Regions from separate parts of the Mus musculus genome. Here region 1 is linked to region 2. The links are chromatin loops, found by intact Hi-C in ENCODE. Cell type or tissue: heart. All regions are shown on one strand.

Region 1 (8,000 bases), 180 kb before region 2:
CAACGACTCAATTAGATATAACCCATTACCAGCACAAGAAGCTCATTTGGTGACCAGAAATGTCCAGTTGGGGTTCCATCTCCCATTATTTGATCATTTCATTTAGATTTAGGACACTTCTATTGTGTTAGTTTCCCCATGACCCCTCAAATGGCTCTTAGTGCTATCAGTCTCTTCCCATATTCTTTCCCTTACTTCTTCTTTCCTCCTGTCCCCATTTTATCCTCCTGTTCCTGCCTCCCCTGTCCACTTATACTTACCTGTTTTATTTCTCCTTCCTAGGGACATCCCTCCCTCCCTCCCTGCTAGTCCCTTACTCTCTGCCAAACCTCTGTGGTTATCTGGATGGTAGCCTGCTTATTAAAGACTCAACAGCTAACATCACAAATAAACAAGCGTATGCCAAAGTTGTCTTTCTAGGTCTAGGTTACTTCATTCAGGATGATGTTTTTATTTCCTAATTTCATGACTTTATTTCTCTAATGGCTGAATGCATTCCATTATGTAAACTTATCACATTTAAAAATATATATTCATCCATTGGTGGACATCCAGGCTGTTTCCAATTTCTGGTTATTATGAATAGAGCAGCAATGAACATGGTTGAGCAAGTAATGTATAGTATAGTACCGTATAGTATGATATAGAATAGTACCGTATAGTATGGTATAGAATAGTATGGTATGGTAGCATGAAGTAGCCTTTAGGTAGATGTCCAAGAGTGGTATAGTTGGATCTTAGGTAGATCAGTCCCCATCTCCCTGAGGGTCACCACACTGATTTCCATAGTAGCTGTGCAAGTGTGCACTCCCACCAGCAGTGGAGGACTGACCCCTCCCTCCATGTCCTCACCAGCATCTGCTGTCACTTGTTTTATTGAACTTGATCATTGTGACTGGTATAAGATGAAATTTCAAAGTTGATTTGCATTTCTCTGATGACTAACAATACTGAACATTAAAGTACTTCTCAGCCATTTGTATTTCCTCTTTTGAGAATTTTCTGCTCATATATGTACCCCATTTTTAATTGGGTTGCTTGTTTTCTTGATGTCCAGTTTTTTCATTCTTTATACATTTTAGAGATATTAGCACTCTATTGTTGGTAAAAAAAAAATCTTTTCCCATTCTGTAGTCTATTACTTTGTCTGAGTTATGATGTCCCCTGCCACACAGTAGCTTTTCATGAGGTTCTATTTGTGAATTATGTTCTCAGTGTCTATGCTAATGGTGTTCAGTTCAGAATGTCTTCTTCTGTGTCAATGAGTTCAAAACTATTTTCTACTTTTTCTTCTATCAGGTTCAGTGTATCTGATTTTATGTTGAGGTCTTTGCTTCATATGGAGTTTGGGCAGTGTTGTAAATATAGATCTATGTGGATTCTTCTACGTGCAGACAGCCAGTTTGACCAGTACCATTTGTTGAAGAAGCTGGGCTTTTTGTTTGTTTGTTTGTTTGGGCTTTTTTGTTTTGTTTTCCTCCCAGTGTGTGGTTTGACCCATGGGAATTGATGTTCTTCCAGAAAGAGATGACAGAGAAACAAAGATCGGGGACAAAGGCATGAGAGGGGAAGAGGAGCCTCTAGCTAGGACATCAGATAGGAAATGCGCAGACGGAGCGGGAAGGTTCTGTGTGTGCTCCAGCTGCTGGAACCCTGCAACAGTCAGTCAGGGCTGGAAGCTCGGCACTAAGAACAGTACACACGGCTTCACGACACTAGGTGGCGCTGCGTACCGGCTCATGAGTAATAGTCACTGGTTTTCTTTTCAAAAGCGAAGTCCCAGTGAACAGGCTCTGCTGAGTGGAGAAACTGCCAGAGGGGCTGTGACTGGCTCCCGCGCACACCAGTGCTGATGCAAAGTTAGGCTCCTAACTCCTGTTCTTGGCTTTCAAAGAATCTAGATAAATGGCTAGCAGAATCCTGAGTCAGAAGGCAGCCTGAAGGATGCTGAGGCCCAGACCGCCAGCCCCAATCGGTTTTCAGTGTGGCCCAACAAGAAGTCAGATTTCTTGCATCCCCCTTCCCAGGACACTCAACGCCCAGGTCCCCATGGCTTCTTCTATCCGCAGTCACATTGTTGGTTTTTAACGATGGGTCAAGGGAATCTTCCACTAGTATTCCCCTGGGAGTCCAACTGCCTTTTGCCCTGACAATGATCTCAGTTTGGCCTGCAAAGTTTCAGCTGAGGTCATGCCTGAGCCTACATTTGTCAGTTTGGTTTGGTAAGATAAAGTGAGCCATGCCATGCTGTGCTTTGAGAAAGTATATCCTGTTGTGAGTTGACAGTGTGTGTCACTTCCTTCCCTCAGCAAGCTCACTCTGTCTGCACTGAGTTCCAGCCTCTTGCCTCCTGCCTCCTGTTGATCACCCCCTGGCCTGGGCTCAGACTTGCTGAAAATGGCGTTTTGTCCCATGGTTAATAGCTTTGATGTCTGAAGCTACTGCTGGCTTCCAGCCATAAGGCCTGACCCTGCGTCCAAAAGCTTTTATTAAAAGAAGAAATGGGATGGGAAAAAAACTGGTAGTGTGCTTGCTCTTTGAGTGTGAGGCTGGGAGTTCAGATCCCAGAACCCATGTAAATGCCAGATGGGCAATCCCAGCGTTGGGAAGGCAGACAGGGGTGCCCAGAGCAAGCCTGAAAGCTAGACTAACCAGTATTGGTGAGTTCTGGGGTCAACTGGGAGATGCTAACTCAGTGAGTTAAGTGATTAACTCGGAGATCAAGTGAGACTTAATGTCAATCTCAGGTGCACAAGTGTGCACACATGTACCAGCACACACACACGTACACACACACATACACACATACACACACACACACACACACACACACACACACACCCCAATCTACCTTAAACCTGCTTACTGCAGCTTTACATGTGAGTGTGTATGAGAGAGAGAGAGAGGGAGAGGGAGAGGGAGAGAGAAAGAGACAGAGACAGAGATAGAGGGGGACAATGCAGGAAGGATACAATGCATAGGCAGGTAGTTTTTCCTCTAAAGTCAGAGTTCCTGTGGGTGGCCCATCTTTCCTCCAGCATGGAATTTTCCTAGAGGAACCCTGATGCCGACGTCCTCATTACACTACCTTTGCTTAATTACGTTCCCCCTTCTAGATGGAAACTCTGGTACAAAGGGTCTGAGCCGGTGTTTTTGCCGCCTAGGGATTTGGCTGGCAGAGGACTGCAGGCACTGATGGTGGTTATTCTAATGGAGCAGGGCCGTATTTTTGAGAGCCCTACTGGGCACTAGGATACAGTCATGAGTACCTTCTGGAACTGTGTTTTGTTTGCACAAAATGGCATTAGCAGTGGAACGGCCTGTCAGGAGAGTCAGCCGGAGCCACAGAGATGGGTACCCTGGGGAGGGGCCTCCACTCGGTGTCAGGGCCACAGTCCCAGACCTGGAGGATTTAGTGTGTGTGTGAAAATGAAGCCATCATCAGTTCAATTTCAGTTCCCAGTTTTGGAAAACTTGAGGGTGCATTTTCCATGACGGATCACCTAGGGCCTTTATTCTACCTCAGTCAGAGCAAAGCCAAGTAGGGAAAAATGGACTCTTGAGTCAGCTGATGCTACATGGAAGGCCCTGCAAGGCGCAGGATGGTGATTCCTTAGATATGCTGACTTTGCATTGTGGCTTCTAGGACTAGTATTTAAACAAAACAAAACAAAACAAAACAAAACAAACATTTTTTCTCTCTCTCTCTTTGCTTACAATCATTTCCATCAATGCATGCTGGTGGAAGGTTTTGACTGCATGGTGGAGTAGCTTTTAAGCTACTGGGATGTTAATTTTTCCACTAAGGAATTTACCTAACTATTTCTGTATTCACACAGAGACACAACAAGTAAATAAATCCAAATAAGTGGGTTTCCCCCTTAACTCATTGAAATAAAGAATACTTACAGTGTGTCACCTTTCAGCAGCAGTCAAGACTGGACAACAAAAAGGGCAGCTCTCTGTCTCTGTAGGAAACTGGGACTCTGACAAAGAGGAACGAGACTGTGGGCATCCAACGTCCCATCATTCAAGCCGTGCCTCTCCCGGAAGAGGGAAGATCCTTCCTGGCTGTGGGGAGCTGAGCCAAAGCACAGTATGGGGATGGAGCACGAGAGGAGGTAGGGAGACCTGAACGTGGGGAACGCTTTGCCGAGTTTGAAGTCGCTTCAGCCTGAGATGGATGAGGTCAGGAGACCACTAAAAGTGACTCTGGGATAAATCTAAAAACTACAAAGTAGATATATGAATGAGTCGTATTGTCCAAAGACAACACCGGGACATCCGATCTGCTCAGGAATGGCTAGACTGCCTGTACCTTCCAGACAAACCATACATAGCAGGCTCCTGTGCACAGGAGGAAATGCTGGTCTGTGAATCAGGAAGTCAGCCAGATGCTTTCGCCATCCTTGTCAGCCTCGCTGTGATAAATAACACCGTGTCAGCAGAGCAGGGAGTTCAGCAGGCGAGCCAAGGTTCTGACCCTTCTGACCTCCCCAGATCACAGAACACAGTGTTCTCCAGCGGAGGACAAGTGACATGTGCTGGCCCGGGGCAGAAGTGGGGAAGGAAAAGCCACTGATAAGATACTCTATCTAATGAAACATCTTCCGTGTCAGTCCAAACTCCTGTAGGTTTTTGGTCTTTAATTTTGCTTATTGGAGTGTGTGTGTGTGTGTGTGTGTGTGTGTGTGTGTGTGTGTGCACATGTGTATGTGAAATATAAGGTATGGACTGTGCCTCCTCCAAATGTGTTGGGATAATCCAACGTGATGGTGAGAGTGTTGGAATGGGGTCAGAAGGTGTTTGGGGAAGCAATATTTGAATAGTTGAAGTAATATTGTCCTGGTTTCATTTCCGCTGCTGTAATAAAATATCCTGACAGAAAGCAACTCAGCAAGGAAAGGGGAAGTTAGGAGCGCTTCTTGCTCTTCCAGAGGCTGAAGTTCCATTTCAGGATCAATGCTGAACCTTGCACAACCATCTGTGACTCCCGCTCCAGGGAATCCAACACTGTCTTCTGGTCGCTATGAGCACCCCAACTCATGTTCACTTACAGCTGCCCCCCAAACCATAAATAAAAAATAAAATAAAAAGGCAGCCCCCCTACAGATATACACAAAGGCCAATCCCTTGTAGACAGGCTCACTGAGACGTTCACCCCAGGTGATTCTGTTTGTTGAGTTGACAAAGCTAAGCACCACACCACCTAAGAAGTAGAAACTCGGCTATCTCCTTGCCTTTAGATCTGAGCAAAATGGACTCCTTTTGTTTGTAAGCCTCCTTGTCCAAGGTACACCGCATAGACTAGGAGAGTGCGTGCATACAGATTATTGAGCATCATACTTGAGGAGCAGAAACACCTTTTATGGACCAATACTCTAAAGAGACAACTGGCTGCTTTAAAATGGCCAAGTCTGTACTACATACCTACCATCAAGCTTTATTGAATAAAAAAGGATGTTCCCCATAAAGACAGGAGTGTGATACAACTAGACTATATGTTCTGGTTTCTAAATCTGCTTTAAGGAGCTCATTACAACTGCCTGGAATAGGAAGCACCTTCCAGCCCAGGACTATTTGTCCTGGCTTTATTTCTGTTGCTGTGACAAAATGTCCCGGCCACCCCAGGTCAGACAATCCATTCCAGTGAAGTCAAAGCCTGCAAGAAGTGTTAGGCTCTGAAAGGCAGGGTGCACAACCTGTTTTGCAAACGTAAGCAATAATATGTTTCCCAAAACGTATGGCTGTGAGTCCAGCTATGAAATGGGTCCCTTCAGCTACTGATGGTTTCTTCTAAGACATTACTTACATTGCTAGGACAATTATGAATTAAAAAAAAGTAGCTGGGCGTGGTGGCGCACGCCTTTAATCCCAGCACTTGGGAGGCAGAGGCAGGCGGATTTCTGAGTTCGAGGTCAGCCTGGTCTACAAAGTGAGTTTCCAGGACAGCCAGGGCTATACAGAGAAACCCTGTCTCGAAAAACAAAAACAAAACAAAACAAAAAGTCTATGTATTGCTTATCTGGCATAAAAGGCCCCCTGAGCTAAGATTCTAGGCTTGAGCTCTTCATCATGTACCTATCTTAGAACACCCACTGTCTGTCTTTAAATCCCACCAAAGATATGAAGTCAAATATATATGCCCTGGGGCTGGTATGTAGCTCAGATGGTAGGGTGTGTGGCAAACATTCAGGAAGCCCTAGCTTTGATTTCCCAAACCTCATAAACCAGGCTTTAATCCTAGCATTTGGGAGGTGGATGCAGGAGACTCAAAAGTTTAAGAATATCCTTGGCTACATAGCAAGTCGGAGCCCACATCCTGAAGGACTTTGATAAGCAAGGCTTTATTACGGGTGCCTTACAGGGATTAGAGAGTCGGCAAACAGCGTATGGCTAGTTACAGATGAACATCAGAGTTCTCAGTTCCTTACAGCTAACAATTTCCTCTCACTCCCAATGGTCGGCTCCAGAAAATACCTTTCTGCTGCTGGTGCAGCAGTGCACACATGTGGACGTCAGACAACTTGGACAAGTACATTCTATCCTTTTGCTATGTGACGCCTGAGAATCAAACTCAGGTCCTCAGACTTGGGGCGCTCTCCTTGACTCACTAAGCCATCCTGCTGGCCTTGATAGGATCGTCTGATGGAAGTAACTGTCACTGTGGAGCTATGTTTCCGTTGGCCTACTGCTGTTACTCAGCCTTAACTGCCCCTCCCTGCACACAGCCATTCCAGCTGTCGTTCTGCTCCTACCGCTCTCTGCTCACTTAGGATGTGCCCTTGCTCAGCAACTTAGTCGTTTAGACTGACCTGTCATTAACGCCAACTTTTATGGGAACTGAATTTCTACAATGAGGCAAACAGTCCAGATAACAGAACTAAGTAGCAATATATTGCTCATTTGGGACATCCCAGTGTTTAGTGAGCAGTAGTTCTCTCTTCATACAGAATTCCATTTTCCGTGGTTTCAGTGCCCCTTGGATGACTACAGTAAGAAAACATTAAGTAGAAAATTCCAGAAAATAAATAATGCATCCATTTTAAGTAATTTTATATTATATTACCACAATTGCTCGTTATTATTAATCTCTGTTACTCTTTTAAAAAATAAGTTAGTTGTATTTTATGTTGATTAGTGTTTTGCTTGCAAGTTTGTTGTGTACCATGTGCATGTAGTCCCCATGGAGGCCTGAAGAGGGTAGAAGAGCCCCTGAAACTGGTGTTACAGACGTTGTGAGCCACCATATGGATAGTGGGGTAAGCAACCCTGGTCCTCTGAAAGAGCAAGAAACGCTTTTAACTGTTGAACCATCTCACCAGCCCCATCTAATTCTTCTGTTGTGACTGATTTTATAAGTCAGCTTTTTGTAACTTTAATTTTTTAAAAAAATATTTTTTAATGATGGTTCTTAAACATTTTAACCTTCCTTGTAGCCCACCACCCACCAGAAGTAGTGGAAAAGAAAGTAGATATGGGGAAATGGACCCATTTAGAAATGGTTCTTTGGAGCAACTCCCATCTGTGCTGTCTGGAAATTGGCAGTTCAGTTCAAAGGTTAGCAGACAGTGACAGCTCGATTGATCGATGCACAGATACACCAGCAGTCCAGTTGGGATAACAACACAAATCAACAGCAGTCCCCGGAAGTGGCAACAAACTGTAGCACACCACCAAAAGTGTTTTTGTGCATTTCTCTCTATGGAGTCCTGACAAATGCAGCTCAACTATGCAATGTAAGGCAGACCAATACATGCGTGTTGTTAGTAAAGAATCCTTCACGTGTCCTTTCACATGCTTACTTTAGCAGAACATCCTCACTCCTGTGTCTGCTCACTCCTGTGTCTGCTTCAGGGAAATGTTCCTCCATGAGTCTGCCTTAGCCTTTCACACCGGTGTCCACTTTAACAAAACGTCCCTTCATGTGTTTGCCCCAGCAAAACACCATCCAAATGACTGTCCAAAGAACCCTTAAGTTTCCACTTCAGCTTCGTCAT
Region 2 (8,000 bases):
CAGTGATTAGAGACAGGAGTTCAACAGATCCCTTGAAGCAACAAACCAGCAGGGACTGGAGCTCCCCCCAACCCCACCCCAGATTTGGGTTTCAACAGCTAGAAAGAAGAGCTTGTGACTACAGCTCTATCTTTCAGCAGCAGCCATGTGCCCATGTCCCAAACCACTCCCTTCGCAGACACCACTGTGGACCCTGATACCACAGAAGCAGTGATTCGGGCCAAGGATCTTGATGCAGTGCCGGCATGGGAAGGAAGGGACTTGCTGATGGACAACCAATGGGAAGGAAGGGACTTGCTGATGGACAACCAAGGTTAGATTGGCGCTCTGTGAGCTCAAACCCTAGCTGGGTGACGGGGCCAAGTTACATAATCACCCTTTGCCTTGACTGCAGCCACAGTAGAAAGTAATAAACCTTCCTGCCTTCGTAGGATGCTGGAAGGGTCTGACAAACAGGGAATAGAGAGATCAGCACAACGCCAGGCTCATGAGAATACACAGGATAAACACACCATGTTGTTACTGCCAGCACTACCCTTAGAGCCAGGTACATGGGTAACGGGGTCTCAGGCTAAGAATGGCCAACAGATGGCTCCTACAGTGACCAGGATTCCATCCCACAGTAGGAGTTCCTGGCCTGAGGGAAGAGAGTGCAATCTGCCAGGCCTAGGCAGCTGAGTGCCCCACAGCAAGGCGTTCTCGGAGCATTCCTGCTGGGCTTTGACATGGGGTGGCCAGTTGGTTCCTGGAATGTCCAAGAAAAACAAACTGGGTATTCTGAGTGAAATTGCAGCCTGGCGGCAGGCTGGGTCTGCTTTAAATTAAACACAGCATTTCTCGGATTCTTTTCATCTTCTTGCCACTGTGGGGTTCCAGAGACATTACCTCACCTCACTTTCCTGCTCTGAGGAGAGAAAACTGACAGGGTGTGAGGCTGGGGTCTTGGGAGGGAAGGCTGGAGAGCCTACTCTGTCTTAGGGCTGAGGTGCACAGAGCCATCCTCCCTCTCCGGGTTCAGCCTCCCATCCGGGCTGGAAGCAGGGGCTGTGCCAGGAGCAGAGAACACGGCCAGTATTTGGTATTTAGCAAAGGATTAGAACATTTTCAAAGTACACATCTCTCCTAGGAGTGCTTGGAAGAAGCTGTCTGTGGTTTTATGAGTCTTTTGACCATGGTGTGATATTTAGACTTGAGGTAGCCATGCACGCCAGCTCCTTGGCTGGCAGAGGGGCCCATTTCCCTGCTGGGCACTGTGGTTTAGGGTGGAGTTCCTTCTGGTTTTTGAAATTACTTTTAGCCAACTTATGGAGTCCCAGAAAATTCAGTGTTGGAGTTCAGCGCTCCTGCTGGGACTTCCCCTCAGGGAATAGACATCTGTGTCTTGCTTAGATCCTGAATCCTTTTGTTTATTCATTTATTTATAGTTTTCTTAAATGTAGAACAACTTGTAAGAGTCAGTTCTTTCTTTCTGTCATGTAGGAACTGGGGATAGAACTTGGGTCCTCAGGTTTGGCTGCAAGTGCCTTGACCTGCTGAGCCGTCTCACTGACCTTTTATTTATATTTTCACTTGTTTATAAAGTGATGTCCCCACTTCATAAGCTAGGAGTGGTAGGAAGTTCACTGTGTAATCAGGCCAGTTTCAAACTCCAGATTCCCCTGCCTTGGTGTCCCAAGTGCTAGGATTATAGGCTAGCACTTTAAAAAGGTGGAAGGGTGTCTCCCAAAGTTTCTTAGGTATACAAAACAGGAACTTCTTGGGCAGTCTTCCAGGAAGCAGGGATTTTTTCCCCCTTTTCTGGGATTTTTATGTGTGTGAGTGTATGTGTGAGCACATGAGTGTGTGAATGTGTGTGTCTGTGTATGAATGTGTGTATGTGTGAATGTGTGTGAGTGTATGTGTGTGTGGGTGTGTATCTGTGTATGAGTGTTTGTGAGTGTGTGTGTATACACCACATGTGTATGCAGGTATCTTTGGAGAACAGAAGAGTGTTGGACCCCCAGGAGCTGGAGTTAAAGGCAGTTGTTGGGTACTGGTAATGGAACTCAGAGCTTCCAGAAACTCAGGAAGCACACTTAACTGCTAAACCATTTCTCCAGCCCCACATAATTACTTTGTTTATAAAAGATGCTCCATTTTCCTGGGAGATTGTGACCATATGTGAAAATATCCTCCCAAATTCTCCTCTTAGGGATATGGTGTCTAAAAGATGGATATCACATGTGGTGTGGACAGAGGACACAGGTATTTTGTTGTTGCTGTTACTGGACTTTGGTTTGGTTTATTTTGGAGACAGGGACTCACTCTGTAGTTCAGGCTGGCCTCAAAGTCATGGCTATCCTTCTGCCTGAGCTCTCCTAGTGCTTACAGTAGATTACAGGCAGGAGCCACCATGCCCAGTTGGAGGATACAATTGAATTTGCCCACCCTGTTCATAGGATTAGCCACCAGAATTCCTGTCTTTCCTTTCTTTCTTTTTCTAGTTTGGCCTTAAGCTAGGCTTGTTCCCCAACTAGCACTTAATTTATATTTACCCTTTTATACTTTCTGTGTCTGCCACATGACTGGCTAGTTACCTCTCCTCAGTTTCATATGTCCAACTTTCTCCGAGTCTGGGTGGTGAATCTTCCCAAGCCTGACTCTTTCCTAGAGTTCGCCTCTCTCTGCTGGGTGTCCTGTCTATTCTCGGTTGCTTTGCTATTGGCCATTCAGATCTCTACTGACAGGTGAATTACACAGTGCACAAGAGCTGATTAGCCCTACAGGTTTTGCTTTTGGCACTGATGTACGTTAGCCTAAGTGTGTTTCTGGACAAGAGTGCTCTGTCAAACTCATTAAGGCTTGGCCTAGGCCCCATATCCAAGCGGACTTCAAATCACTTCTTACATTATCTTCAACTCCAGTCCTACCTCCTAGGCGAGCCATGCCCCTCTGATGCTGAGTGGAGGTGACTCCTTGTGTTGACTCCTTTCCTTCCTCCCCTCCACAGAGGTCAAGGAGGAGGAACTGGTAGAGGACAGTGGAGCATCTGTGCTCTTCATACGGGGTGGCGCTACAGGTCACTGTAGGTCCTCTATGAGCTGTTGTCTGGCCAACCTCATCCCAGAGGAGCAGAGAGGAGACCTGTGCCTCAGGCAGTGCAGCCTCCTGCCAGGCCTCTCCGTTATCTAGCTTTGCTCTCTGGTTTCTTCACATGCAGTCATCTGACACCTCAATTTCCACAGACAAGCCTGGAGTCACAAGTTGTCCCCTGGGATGCCTTGCATCAAAGTTTCAGCCAGAGTCTGAATTCCTAGTGAATGCTGAGCCGATAATAGTGCCCCATTTTCAGATGTAGAGTTCTGACCTGCTTTGTTTGTTTGTTTCATTGGTTGGTTTTTGCCTGTGTAGAAAGCTCAAGAAATCTACTGCTTTTCAGGGTAACATCAATCATCAGTTGCTTTCGACCATTTTTGGTCACACACACAGAGTCATACACAAATTTTTATGTCAACTCCATCTAAGCTAAAGTTGTCTGCCAGGAGAAAGCTCAATTGAGAAAATGCCTACATAAGACTGGGCTGTAGACAAGGCTGTAGGGCATTTTCTTAATTAGTAATTAATGAGGGTGAGCCCAGCCCATTGTGGGCGGGCCCACCCCTGGACTGCTGGTCCTGGGTTCTATAAGAAAGCAGGTTGAACAAGCTATGAAAAGCAAGCCAGTAAGCAGTGCCCTTCCATGGCCTCTGCATCAGCTCCTGCCTTCAGGTCCCTGTGTGTTTGAGTTCCTTTCCTGGTTTCCTTCAATAAGAACTGTGATATGGAAGTGTAAGTCAAATAAACCCTTCCTCTACAAGATTCTCTTTTTGGGGGGGTGGGTGTTGGGTGGGTTCAAGACAGGGTTTCTCTGTGTAGCCCTGGTTGTCCTGAAACTCACTCTGTAGACCAGGCTGGCCTTGAACTCAGAAATCTGCCTGCCTCTGCCTCCCAAGTGCTGGAATTAAAGGCATGCACCACCACTGCCTGGCATTTTATTTATTATATGTAAGTACACTGTACCTACCTGTCTTCAGACACTCCAGAAGAGGGTGTCAGATCTCGTTATGGATGGTTGTGAGCCACCATGTGGTTGCTGGAATTTGAACTCAGGACCTTTGGAAGAACAGTTAGTGCTCTTAACTGCTGAGCCATCTCTCCAGCCCTACAAGATTCTTTAGCCATGAAGTTTCATCACAGCAACAGAAACCCTAAGACAAAGACACGACACGCACACGCGCACACACACACACACACACACACACACAGAGAGAGAGAGAGAGAGAGAGAGAGAGAGAGAGAGAGAGAGAGAGAGAGAGAATGAGAATTAAAAGTATTGAGAAAATGCATACAGAAGATTGGGCCATACACAAGTCTGTAGAGCATTTTCTTAATTGGCAATTAATCATTACTTTTAATCATTCAATCCTCAGTTGCAATTTCTTTGACTGTAGCAACCAAACTCTTACATAACAATGGCCTTGTATTCCAATACAGTAAAGCTGAATAGTGTGCAATTGACTGTTACAATAAACACAGAGCAATTAATTTTTGGTAATTCATTGTACATCTCTATTTTTACGGTTTGAACAGGTCATGTTCCCCACAGGCTCAAATGTTGAGTACCTGGTCTTTAGCTAGTGATGCTATTTCCAGGGGCTTTAGCTAGAGGAAAGAGGTCCTTAGGTGTATACCTTTGAAAGTTATAACTGGATCTGGGTGCTTTCCTCTCTGCTTCCTGTCCACTGCAACGTGAGCCGCCTTCTCATCTTCATATGGCCAGCACTGGGATAGTCTGACTTACTGTAGACGAGGATCAATGGTGGCAAGGCCACAGGCTGAAATGGTAAGCCCAAACAAGCCTATATTCATTACCATTAGAAGAGCTATGACTAAGTATCTGACAGGGAGCAACTTAGGCTAGGAGTTTATTCTGGCTCACAGTATGAATAGTAGTGCCCATCGTGGGAAAGGCATTGAGAAAGTGCTTCCCTAAGATAGTGCTGTAGGCAAACCCGTTTCTTAATTAGTGACTCATACGGGAGGGTCCAGCCTATTGTTAGTGGGGTCACTCCTGGGCTGGTCCCGGGTTCTATAAGAAAAAAGATCCATCACGGTGAGGAGGGAACCAGTCTGGGTCATTGGGAGCCTGAACCTTCTCACTCACCTCTCCGTACATGAGGAAACAGAGAGCCATGAAGTGGCCACATCATCTCTTTTTCCTTTTCTCCCACCTCTCTCTCTCTCTCTCTCTCTCTCTCCCACCCTCTCTCTCTCTCTCTCTCTCTCTCTCACACACACACACACAGCACCCATAGATGTTAATCGTTGATTACAAAACTTAAAAAAATTTTAAAAAATTATTTATATATAAGTGCACACCAGAAGAGGACAACAGATTTTATTAGAGATGGTTATTGTTTTGGTTTGGTTTAGTTTGATTTTTCAAGACAGGGTTTTTCTGTATAGCCCTGGCTGTCCTGGAACTCACTCTGTAGACCAGGCTGGCTTTGAACTCAGAAATCTGCCTGCCTCTGCCTCCCAAGTGCTGGGACTAAAGGCGTGCACCACCACTGCCTGGTGAGATGGTTATTGTTTTATTAAAAAAGCCAGGATATGTTTGATTGAGGTGTGGTATGGTGAGGTGGGAGGGGTGCCTCAGTGAGCCCATGCCAAGTTATCCCTTCCCCCTGAGGTAACAGCCGTGAGACAGATGTAGTATGGAATAGTTTATTTAGGGCATGGAAAGGGGAGTTGGGAAGAGAGTAGAGAGAGGGGTGGGAGAGGAGGAAGGGTAGAGAGGGATTAAGGGTTCAGAGAGAGAAAGGAGTCAGAGAGAAAAAGAGAGTAGATGGAGGAAGGGACAAATAGTCCCTTTTATAGTAAGCCAGGCATACCTGGCTCTTGCCAGGTAACTGTGGGGTAGAGCCTAGAAGGAATGTTAACAGTTATGAGTTACCGTATGGAGCCATCTCGCCACCCTCTGATTACAAAACTTTTTAATATACATTTTTTTCTAAAAGTCTTCCTTAATTACATAAGCATATTAAACAAAGCAAGCAAACATCAAGTTTCAAGAGAACAGAAAGTTAATAGTATGATAAAATCAGTTTTCTTTTAACTCAAGATTGGTGTCATGAAGCTTTGCAGTTATAGAAGTACTAGACAGCACAGCTGTTTATGAGTTTGGTCCAGAGTTAGTTGTCAAGAAGCTATTTCCTGGTACGTGTTATTTCAAGCTTTTCCTGTATTATTTTATCAATCTGTCATGATAGACACCTAGTTTCTCTATGAGAAGTCCAACCTCTCAGTCCTTTGTTCAAGTTTTCCCTTTCCTCCTTTATTTTCCTTTCCTATTAGACAGGCTCTTCGACCTAATCATAAAGCCAATATCCTTTCCTTTGACTTTTTCAAATACCATGCAGCCTTTTCAGTAGCATGCCAACATTTAGGCAAGGGCAGTGCATCTTTTTATCTTTCTGTAATAGCAGGAAGCCAGACGCTGAGCCAAGGTGTTCTCCATGTCTGTCATGAATCCTTGTTTCAACATGATCCCTCTTTATCACAACTGTAAACTCCTGTAAAAGGTAAGAGAACATCAGAATTCTGCCTACCAGAACCATCTGTCCTGCCTTCAAGAAGGCACCAAAGCGCATCATCAATTAATCAAAATCCTTCTCCTGCCCATAACAGTGTGTGTGTGTGTGTGGGTGGGTGTCCCTCATTTCCTGTGTGTAAGGCTGAACATGCACAGAGAGTAGCATGGGGCCCTGTCTTAGTCAGGGTTTCTATTCCTGCACAAACATCATGACCAAGAAGCAAGTTGGGGAGGAAAGGGTTTATTCGGCTTACACTTCCATGCTGCTGTTCATCACCAAAGGAAGTCAGAACTGGAACTCAAGCAGGTCAGGGAGCAGGAGCTGATGCAGAGGTCATGGAGGGATGTTACTGGCTTGCCTCTCCTGTCTTGCTCAGCTTGCTCTCTTATAAAACTCAAGACTACCAGCCCAGAGATGGTCCCACCCACAAGGGGCCTTTCCCTCTTGATCACTAATTGAGAAGATGTCTTACAGCTGGATCTCATGGAGGCATTTCCTCAACTGAAGCTCCTTTCTCTGTGGTAACTCTGTGTCAAGTTGACACAAAACTAGCCAGTACAGGCCCTAATGATTCAACTGTAATTTGTAATCTACCAACTCCTAGAATTTCCCTGTATTTTTCTTAATGATTTTTTTCAGACCCTGTATCTCATTACTAAGACCATTTATGATCTAAATGTACACCTGCATGTCAGAAGGTGGCATCAGATTCCAGAATAGATGGTTGTGAGCCACCATATGATTGCTGGGTATTGAATTCAAGATCTCTGGAAGAGCTGACAATGCTCTTGACTGCTGGGCCATTTCTCCAGCCCACAAATAATTCATTAAAATAGACAAACAGAAACACACCAATAAAAACAAAAGGCAGTGAAGCAGGGGTTGGGGGGACGGCTCTGTTGGTAAAGTGTTTGCCATGTACTCTGGAGGACTCTCAGGAATCAGATAAAAAGCCTCAGTGTGGTGGTGTGTTCCTGTAAATCCAGCACTGGGGAGGCTGACACAGGCAAAGCCCTGGTGCTCACTGGCCAGCCAGAAAAGGAATGAGCCACTCTTTAGAAGCATTCTATTTTTAGGGAACCCATTTGATATATGGAGAGGTCAATGGGGGAAGGGATTCATCTCACAAAAGCACGCACAGCCTGAAGTGAAATTTCTGGTTTCTTTCGAGACTCAGTTGTGTCATGTGATTTTTTTTCCCTGGAAACAGTCTTATGAGAGGATGTTTTTTCCTGAAGCAGACACAGGGGAGGATGTTTTACTAAGAACAGACATGTGGTGTTTTTCTGGAAGCAGCCAGAAAAAGGGGCATGTGATGTTTTGCTAGAGTGGATGCTTGAGAGAACATGCGATGTTTGGGAAGGATATAAGTATGACCCAATAGAC

The links. Peaks named below come from ENCODE experiments on the same cell type or tissue, not always from the same donor. Only the 100,000 strongest peaks of a DNase experiment are listed, where the experiment ranks them.
Region 1: a loop joins it to region 2, with 4 times the contacts of the local background. A loop is called at or near these places in 9 of 42 quality-filtered maps.

What each region holds. Positions count from the first base shown.
Region 1 is chr6:72,158,803-72,166,802 of GRCm38, reverse strand. It overlaps Gm38832 (a long non-coding RNA gene), which reads right to left and starts at 4,891. Exons shown (of 2, transcript XR_869176.3): 1 at 3,910-4,891. In heart, CTCF peaks have their summits at 1,712 (motif pointing right) and 7,197 (motif pointing right); DNase peaks (open chromatin) are centred at 1,742, 2,352 and 4,452; H3K4me3 peaks cover 786 bases; H3K27ac peaks cover 1,740 bases.
Region 2 is chr6:71,982,940-71,990,939 of GRCm38, reverse strand. No RefSeq gene overlaps it. Among named protein-coding and RNA genes, the nearest start is that of Gm26628, 23 kb to the right of the region's middle. RefSeq lists an enhancer at 1-1,607. In heart, no CTCF peak of the experiment used is centred here; DNase peaks (open chromatin) are centred at 189, 2,889 and 3,049; H3K4me3 peaks cover 219 bases; H3K27ac peaks cover 3,176 bases.